3 separate regions of the Homo sapiens genome follow, and all the other regions are linked to region 1. A link is a contact called in ENCODE Hi-C or POLR2A ChIA-PET data. All regions are on one chromosome and are shown on one strand. Each heading gives the region's core, a stretch centred on a gene start or an enhancer-like site at or near the end of the contact. The rest is flanking DNA. Distances are from core to core; before and after follow the strand shown. Region 1 holds the start of TMEM222 (transmembrane protein 222). Region 2 holds the start of GPN2 (GPN-loop GTPase 2). Region 3 holds the start of TENT5B (terminal nucleotidyltransferase 5B).

Region 1 (3,025 bases), core at 301-2,800:
CAAACTCCACTTCCCGGGTTGAGGCGATTCTCCTGCCTCAGCTTCCAGAGTAGCTGGGATTACAGGCACGTGCCACTATGCCCAGCTAATTTTTGTATTTTTAGTAGAGACGGGTTTCGCCACGATGGCCAGGTTGGTCTCGAACTACCTACCGATCCACCCTCCACTGCCTCCCAGAGTGCTGGGATTACAGGCATGAGCCACCGCGCCTGTCCCAATATTTTATTTTTAAAGAACAGATTTGGATGCTCTTATATGCATAAGTACTTGAAAACACAAAATAATTCAAGTATTTTAACATAATTCAAAAACTACGATCTTTTTAGAATCAGCAACACCTAAGGCCCCAAATGATCCCTTCTCCACATCACCACTGGCTGTTATTGATAGCGGAACAAGCTATCCCATCAGGTGAGAGTGGATAAGATGTAGTGCAAAGAGCAAGTTAGATCAGAAGACTGAGCTCTTCATGCCTTTGCTTATTGGGGTGCGAACCTGATCAAGACACTTAATGCTACAAGCAGCTCAGCTTCACCATCTGAGAAGATAACCTACCTTAGAAAATGGATGTTTAATTCTGATAAAATGGGTGTTTAAGAGCTTGGCAAACTATCCAGCACGGTGAGGAGGGGTTACGTTTATCAGCTGTCAAGGTTGAAGCAGGAGGGCAAACCACCTCTCCCCATATGAGAGCTCCTCCCAAAAGGCGCCAAGTAGTACCAGAGCACCTGCTTCTCCCCTGACAAAGGCTGATGTTACAGAAAGAACTTTGGTCTGGGAGGCAGACAACCTGGGATCTAAACCCAGTTTGCAACTGAGATGGCACGTGAGACAAAGGGTTGGACTCTCAGATCTCTGGGGGCCCTTCCAATGTTGACATCCCAGGATCTCGTGTGGTCCCAACCAAACTCCCACTCTTGCTCCCAGACCCAGCAGTATGTCTGGAATATGGTAAGCGACCAGTAAGCATTTGCTCAATGAGAGAATAAACCAGTGAATTAATAAAAATGTCTCCTCAGATCCGATAAGGGGCTCCCTCTTCTACACACTCACAGCTCGAGTCTCCCAGCCACTTGCCCTTTCCTGCTGGCCTACAACTCTCTCCCTGGCTACACCAGGTGTATTGAGAGCAGGGAGCGTGTCCCAGCCGTGTGCACAAACTGGCACTACATGGATGGCGGGGTTCTGGTGACTGGGCGAGGCGTGCGGGCCAGACCCGAGGAAAAGGCTTGCTGCGCGTTGGGGCCGGAGGCTAGCCCGGCCCGACTCCGGCTCTCCCTGGGCCCTCCTCGTCCCCAGGCGGATGCCGGAAGAGACTCACGTGAGCACCGGGATGGGCGTCCACACCACGCAGTAGGGGAAGCGACTCCGTTCCACATCCATGGCGACGCCGCCGGAGCCTTGATATTGCTTCATGTCCGTCTCGGCCGCCGTCGGCGCCTCCACTTCCGCCATCCTGGGCGGGGGTGGCGGCGGCGGCAACAAGAGCAGAGAACTCCCTTCCGCTTCCGCCATGCGGCGCGCGCCCCGCTCCGACTGGCCCCGGCTCTGGTGCCGCTCGTCCCCATGGCGTCACTTCCCGGAGATGGGGTCCGCCCCGCTTGGCCTTCCCCCGGGAATCCGAGCCGCGTTCCTCTGGGCCCGGCCAGCCCCGCCCCACTCCCTATGCGCCTGCCAGCCCCGAGTCTTTGCCGCTTATGCCCCGCGGCTGCAGAAGGGATGCTCTCAGGCAGTTCGCAGTCTAGCGCCGGAGACTTATAGAGAACTCTAATTCAGTACGCTGAGGGCTCCTAGGAGGTGTGGTACAGTCGCTATTTATTGAGCACTTCTTAGGTGCCAAGCACTTGACATGAATTGTTTCTAATCCCCATAAACTAATTAGACATCCAAATTAGGTATTCCCTCCTGTTACAGGTGAGAAACTGAGGTTCAAAAGGTGAGAGACCACGATGCAAACCCAAGTCTTTTTTTTTTTTTTTTTTTCTGAGGCGGAATTTTTTCTCTTGTTGCCCAGGCTGGAGGGCAATGGCACAATCTCGGCTCACTGCAACCTCCACCTCCCAGGTTCAGGCGATCCTGCCTCGGCCTCCCGAGTAGCTGGGATAACAGGCGCGTGCCACCACGCCCGGCTAATTTTTGTATTTTTAGTAGAGGTGGCGTTTCACCATGTTAGCCAGGATGGTCTCAAACTCCTGACCCTGTGATCCGCCCGCCTTGGCCTCCCAAAGTGCTGGGATTACAGGCGTGAGCCACCGCGCCTGGCCCAAACCCAAGTCTTATACCTCCCTTGCCCTTTTCATTCTGTGGCCCTCTCACGAGGTAGTGGTAGCATAAAGGAAGACACACACAGTTGTGTGTGCGCACGTGTGTGTGTGTGTGTGTTTTATTGTATATACAGGGAAGACTTGCTGGAAGATAGGATATTATTGAGTTGAGTCTTGATGTTTGCCATGTGGCACAGGAGTGGAAGTATGAGTGCAGCGGTACAAAGAAAGGAAGGCCGTGCAGAGCAGTGTGTGCAAGAGTGTGAATACTTACTGGAGTAAATCATAAGCCTTAGATGTGATCCAATCCCTTCATTGTACAAATGGGAAAACGGGCTCAGGGAAGTTAATTGTTTGAGATCACACACAACCATAATTAGAGAGAAGCCAGGCTCAAATGTTGGAGACTTTTGGCTTTTTAAAGGATGTCAAGACAAAGAAAATGAAGTCTACTGGGGTCTACTGGGGTGGGGAGGGGAAGTTGGGGACAGCCCAAAGTCAGAAGGAAGGCTGCCACTAAAAATCAGCCTTAAAGAAAAAAAAAAAAGAATAAAAAGAGTAATCAGGTAAAGGAAGGTATGGACAAATGCACTCAGGAAGTTAGGAGCTTCCCATTTGGGGAAGGTCCTTCTTCCACTGAATTACCCTCCCTCAATGCTGATCTATGGAGAGCTTGCTGTCCTGTTTGTAGCACCTAATATTTTCATGTTTTTTTGTGGGGGATGTCTGTCTCTGCTATAGAACTCTAAGGTCCTTGACTT
Region 2 (3,025 bases), core at 238-2,737, 430 kb after region 1:
CGCCACTGCACTCTAGCCTGGGTGACAGAGCAAGACTCTGTCACAAAAAAAAAAAATTAGCTGGGCATGGTGGCATGCGCCTGTAGTCCCAGCTACTCTGGAGGCTGAGGCAGGAGAATCGCTTGAACCCAGGAGGTGGAGGTTGCAGTGAGCCGAGATCACGCCATTACAATCCAGCCTGGGTGACATAGTGAGACCCCATCTCAGAAATAAATAAATAAATAAAGTAAATCTGACTTTTTTTTTTTTTTTAAAGAGTAAGCCCTAAGGCTTAACAAGATCATTCATACCCTTTGTTGGAGGAGTTTGGACTTGATGGTTACTATTAGGAAGTCTGTAGTGACAGAATGAAAATTTTATATGAGGCCCCTTCTTGCTGGCACTGTCAATGGATAGATAAGAGGGCTGGAGAACAAAGACCCAGATTTAAAGCCTCTGTCTTTGGACAAACCAGATATGTAGTAACTACTTCCCCGTCCTCTCCCAACCCCTTTAACTGGAGTTTGAGAGCAGCCTTCTCACTGAGAGCCCGTTTTTATCCAGGTACCATGGAGAGAAGCTACAGCCATTTGGGCAACTGAAGAGGCCCCGTAGAAATGGCTTGGGGCTCATCTCCACCATCTATGATGAGCCTCTACCCCAAGACCAGACGGAGTCACTGCTCCGCCGCCAGCCACCCACCAGCATGAAGTTTCGGACAGACATGGCCTTTGTGAGGGGTTCCAGTTGTGCTTCAGACAGCCCCTCATTGCCTGACTGACCGGGTTGGGGGCTTCCTTTCATAGCTACATGATGAAAACCCTCTGCCCTGGCCTCATCTACCACTGAAGCAGAAAGGAGTCTGGGAGCAGCAGTCTTCGTGGCTGGTTCAGGGTGTTTTGTTCCGAGCCTGCCTGCCTGCCGGTTCTATACCTCAGGGGCATTTTTACAAAAAGCCCCCTCCCGTCCCCTCCCCTTGGATATTAGGGGTAACGACCGCTTGTCTTTGGTCTCTAACCCTAATCTCTGGGCTTGCCCTTTGCCTCCTGCAGAACTTTGAAAAGCTGGGTTGAGTGAGGCTATCAGCACAGCCTTCCTTGGGGACTCTGAAGGTGTCCCCACGAAGGCCAGAAAGGGGGAAAGGGACCTGGGCGAGGAGAGGATTTGTGGTGCTTGGAAGAGCCGGCCTTGGGTGGGCCCTCCACCGCCTCTACCCTCACTGGGTGGGACTGCCAGCGGAGAGTCCGCGGGAGGTGGCTTGGGTGTGCGACGTCACGGAAGAATAAAGACGTTTACTACTGGAGCTCCCTTACTTTTCTAATTCGAGTCTGAAGGTTAGAGAAATTCCGAGAGCGATTTTCCCGCAAAGACCCCACATTCGACCCACTACCCGCGAGAGAAATGCGGCTGCGCCGCCCGCCCCTCGGCGTCTAGCTTCGTCCCCGCCGTGAGGGCGGGACTTCCTCTCGTTGGCTCGCCGTTTCCGACGCTGTCCGGAAGTCGAGTTAGTCTAGTTAGTATCGGCCTGTTATCTCCTTTTGCGCGACACGGTCTCAGCTGTTCCGCCTGAGGCGAGTGACGCTGGCCGCCAACGAGGTATACGTACTGGGACCCTCGCCCTCAGTCTCGTCTCCGGCGCGGCTACCTGCCCCGTTTTCCCTGTGAGTTGACCTGCTCCGGGCCGCGGGCCGCCAATGGCAGGGGCCGCTCCGACCACGGCCTTCGGGCAGGCGGTGATCGGCCCGCCGGGCTCAGGGAAGACCACGTACTGCCTGGGCATGAGTGAGTTCCTGCGCGCGCTGGGCCGGCGCGTGGCGGTGGTGAACCTGGACCCGGCCAACGAGGGGCTGCCGTACGAGTGTGCCGTGGACGTGGGCGAGCTGGTGGGGCTGGGCGACGTGATGGACGCGCTGCGCCTGGGGCCCAACGGCGGCCTGCTCTACTGCATGGAGTACCTGGAAGCCAACCTGGACTGGCTGCGTGCCAAGCTCGACCCCCTCCGCGGCCACTACTTCCTCTTCGACTGCCCAGGCCAGGTGGAGCTCTGCACGCATCACGGCGCCTTGCGCAGCATCTTCTCCCAAATGGCGCAGTGGGACCTCAGGGTGCGTCTCAGGGCGGGGAGGCCCATTTTGCGGATGGAGTAACTGAGACAGGGAGGACAGACGCCACGCCCCCATGTCACACAGGGAGGTAGGGGCTGGGTCGCTTTGGAGTAAAACAGGCATGAGTTCAGAATCTGGCTCTGCTACTGACTGGCTGTGTGGTGTTGATAAGTCAGTTCATCACTCTGAACCTCAGTTTCCTCACGTGTAAAATGTGTTAGTAGCCAACTTGGCGATTTTGGAAGTATGGAAGGGGTTAATGTCGAAAGTGGCATGGAGATTGTTGTAAATTGGTGGGCAAAAGTAAATGAAAGAGTGGAGTCAGATGCCATGGGATTTAAACCCCTTGCCCACTGGGAGGCTCAGTGCAAGACCTCTTGTAAGAAAAAAAAAATGACTCCTATTTCCTGGGAGAAGGAAACCAGGGTGGTTATTAGAAAGAAACAGAGGCAGGAGACTAATGGGGAAAGCTTCCCCTCTGTCCTCAAGCCCTCATTCTCATGAGGGAATGCTGATCCCTGTTTCTCCAGGCCACTCTCACCCTGTCTATTCCCTCCCAGCTGACTGCCGTCCACCTCGTGGATTCTCACTACTGCACAGACCCTGCCAAGTTCATTTCAGTACTGTGTACCTCCCTGGCCACCATGCTGCACGTGGAACTGCCCCACATCAACCTCCTTTCCAAGATGGACCTCATTGAGCATTATGGGAAGCTGGGTAAGAGCTTCTGTTCCAGGCGAAGAGCAGGGCAGCAGCTGGGCTAGAATGAAGCAGACATCTCAGCTGAAGGTAGCTGCCTCTGGTGCCTTGCGTGGTCTGGTGATAGTAGCCACAGGCAGGTTCTAACTCCTGCCCATTTATTTTGTGCCACTCTGTGCTAGTTACCGTTGTAGATTTTGGAGACAAGAGAGCTACAGATGGTGTTAGGTGTTACAAAGGAA
Region 3 (3,025 bases), core at 299-2,798, 310 kb after region 1:
AAAATAAAAAATAAAAGTAACGACAATCATAAGCCTCATCCCCTAGGTCCTGTAAAGTGTGAGAGCAAAACATGTAAACATATTTTTTTTAAATTATGTTTTGTCTAGACCTGCAGAAAAACATGTAAACACATTATTCGTTCTCTAGCTCCAGAAAGGAGCTGGGTCTGCATAGGTACAGTGGAAAAAACATGCACCACAGATTCTATAGCCCTGGTTGAGGACCAGGGCCTTACTAGTTTGCTGTGTGACAGTCGGGTAATCACAAAGCCTCTCTGAGCAGATCTCTCCTTCCCTAAATTGGCTATGCTGTACATCAACGCTCATCATGCTGTGGTTTGCGAGGCCAATCAACAGTGTCTTAGAAAGCCTTTACTTTAGGGCCGGGCACAGTGGCTCACGCCTGTAATCCCAGCACTTTGGGGGTCGAGGTGGGTGGATCACAAGGTCAGGAGTTCAAGACCAGCCTGGCCAATATGGTGAAACCCCCGTGTCTACTAAAAACACAAAAAAATTAGCCGGGCTTGGTGGCGCATGCCTGTAATCCCAGCTAATCGGGAGGCTGAGGCAGGAGAATTGCTTGAACCCGGGAGGCGGAGCTTGCGGTAAGCCAAGATCGCGCCACTACACTCCAGCCTGGGTGACAAAGCGAGACTCTGTCTCGAGAAAAAAAAAAAAAAAAAAAAAAAAAAAGGCCTTTACCTTGGTATGCAGAGTTTATTATTATTATTAATTTTTTTTTTTTTGAGGCGGAGTCTCGCTCTGTCGCCCAGGCTGGGGTGCAGTGGCGCAATCTCGGCTCACTGCAAGCTCCGCCTCCCGGGTTCACGCCATTCTCCTGCCTCAGCCTCCCGAGTAGCTGGGACTACAGGCGCCCGCCACACACCCGGCTAATTTTTTGTATTTTTAGTAAAGACGGGGTTTCACCGTGTTAGCCAGGATGGTCTCGATCTCCTGACCTTGTCATCCGCCCACCTCGGCCTCCCAAAGTGCTGGGATTACAGGCGTGAGCCACCGCGCCGGGCCCAGAGTTGTTTATTATACCTTTCCTAGGCTCTGGAAAACTGCCAGAGCATGAGCAGTGCTGTGCAGAGTTGATCACGTGGCTCAATCTCTTTGGGCTTCTGAAAATAGCAGGACAAGGCTAGGTGACTTCTCAATTTCTTCCAGCGCTAAAAAAAAAAAACAGAAACCTGGAATTTCTCAGTGGTCTGACTCTGCTACAAACTCCGCAGGTCACTTCCCTCCCTCCTGACCCTGGCGGGGCGGGGTGGGCGCTGTCCCTTTAAGTCCAGGCCCGGGCCAATCACAGTGAACAGAAGTTCTTTAAGGACCAAAGGAGGGAATTCAGCCTGAGAAGGAGGGCGGGGCAGGGGCGTGCCCTCTAGCCAATCGGAATCTCCCTAGAGAACAGTGACTCACGTGCAAAGCTCTACAGACCAGTGTCCGGAGCGTTCAGAGGCGGGGCGGCTCTCGCTGTTGGCAGCGGCCCGGACCAATGGGCACGTCGCCCGCGGCCTATAAGAGTCCGCTGGGCCGCGGGCTGCAGGCGCTAGGGTCGGTTAGTCGTCGCCGTCTGAGGTGTTCCCTGGCTTTGTCTCGCCGTCGTTGCCGCCCCGTCCCTGCCTTCGTGCCCCCCGCCTTGGCCCCTGCCCAGCCGCTCTCCCTGTCCTCCTCCCCTTAACCACCCCCACGGTTTCTGCCGTCGGGGCCCGGGGGCCGGGCGGATGATGCCGTCGGAGAGCGGAGCTGAGCGCAGGGACCGGGCGGCTGCTCAGGTGGGGACGGCTGCGGCCACGGCGGTGGCCACGGCAGCCCCGGCAGGCGGCGGCCCCGACCCGGAGGCCTTATCGGCCTTCCCCGGACGGCACCTGAGTGGGCTGAGCTGGCCACAGGTGAAGCGACTGGACGCTCTTCTGAGCGAGCCGATTCCCATTCACGGGCGCGGCAACTTCCCCACGCTGAGCGTGCAGCCCCGGCAGATCGTGCAGGTGAGAGGACGCCAGGCGGGGGATGTGGGGGAATCCCTTCTGAGGCTCTCGTGGCTGGAAGGCATTTGTAGTCTGTTTGACTTTCTAGACAGCTAGGGAAACTGAGGAACGGGGACATGGCTGTAACAATTGCACAGCATTATGAATGGTAGACCAGACCTCCCCCTGCATCTACTAATCCTTCCCCACCTGGCTTTTCCATCTCGACTCTTGGAGAACCCTGATTCCCCACGGATCACTCACCCAGGGCCTGGCTGGGAGAGGGGAGGAGGATGTCAAGGGCATTGGGGGAAGAATTTGTCTCTGCCTGCAAGGACAAAAGACGCCAGGTGGCCCTGGGTGGGTAAGTGTGCATGCTTGAGTCCAAAATAGCTTTTCCTTCCCTATCTGGGCATCCCTGGACCTCACCCTCCTTTCCTCTCTCGAGGTTCTAGGAGCAGCCTCTGCCATTGTGCTCCTACAGCCTTTTGCTGGAGAAACCCCCCCTTCCCCCTCCACCCCGTGGAAAAGCCAAGAAAACTTGTCAGGGACTCCCTCTCTCTCAGCTGGGGTTGTGGCCCAATATTTATTAAGCCGAAGGTCAGACCTGATACCCCACCCCCAAGGGCAACATTAAGTGACCAATTTAGGTGTTTCTTCTCCTTCCCAAGATTGGAAATGAAGGCCAACCCAGGCCTCAGGCCCCACGTCCTCTCTCTCCTGAGGAAAGGGAGAAGAGAATTCTGACAGCCCCTCCCTCCTCCAACTCTTCCCTTTATCTGAACCTCAACGACCCCAAGACTGCTTTTTCATCTGTACAGCCCAGACGCTGTCATGTTCTGAAATACCACAGTGTGGTCATTATTGTACCCATTTTATAGCTGGGGCAGTTTGCCACCCAAGATTACTTAATGAGGTGAAAATCAAACCTAGGGAATTTTGGGTCTTCCCAGGAGCAGATTACAGTAGGTTCAATGTTTTCCCACCCCTTCCCCGGCTCCCAAGGTCAACTTCTAGGTGTTAGGGAGGGTCCTTTGATAAAAGAAACCAAGAAA

Evidence for each region. A loop is a pair of places that touch in the nucleus more often than their neighbours do. ChIA-PET counts read pairs that join two places held with the same protein, here RNA polymerase II (POLR2A). Pooled maps may share reads with other maps.
Region 2: a loop to region 1 is called in a pooled map, with 5 times the contacts of the local background. The contact joins the promoter of GPN2 here to the promoter of TMEM222 in region 1. A Hi-C loop is called at or near these places in 8 of 50 pooled maps. POLR2A ChIA-PET finds 5 or more read pairs at or near these places in 3 of 52 experiments (CD8-positive, alpha-beta T cell, WTC11 and activated CD4-positive, alpha-beta T cell).
Region 3: a loop to region 1 is called in a pooled map, with 2.3 times the contacts of the local background. The contact joins the promoter of TENT5B here to the promoter of TMEM222 in region 1. A Hi-C loop is called at or near these places in 1 of 50 pooled maps. POLR2A ChIA-PET finds 5 or more read pairs at or near these places in 3 of 52 experiments (GM12878, WTC11 and activated T-cell).

The regions. Positions count from the first base shown.
Region 1 is chr1:27,320,688-27,323,712 of GRCh38, reverse strand. It overlaps TMEM222 (transmembrane protein 222), which reads right to left and starts at 1,550. Exons shown (of 6, transcript NM_032125.3): 1 at 1,322-1,550. The coding sequence starts at 1,515. RefSeq lists enhancers at 495-1,041, 1,193-1,542, 1,042-1,589, 1,590-2,136.
Region 2 is chr1:26,888,745-26,891,769 of GRCh38, reverse strand. GPN2 (GPN-loop GTPase 2) reads left to right here and starts at 1,487. Exons shown (of 5, transcript NM_018066.4): 1 at 1,487-2,084; 2 at 2,645-2,801. The coding sequence starts at 1,674. It overlaps GPATCH3 (G-patch domain containing 3), which reads left to right. Exons shown (of 7, transcript NM_022078.3): 7 at 544-1,282. The coding sequence ends at 760. RefSeq lists enhancers at 1,144-1,413, 1,924-2,093, 1,449-2,326.
Region 3 is chr1:27,011,373-27,014,397 of GRCh38, reverse strand. TENT5B (terminal nucleotidyltransferase 5B) reads left to right here and starts at 1,548. Exons shown (of 2, transcript NM_052943.4): 1 at 1,548-1,991. The coding sequence starts at 1,728. RefSeq lists enhancers at 994-1,648, 1,649-2,302.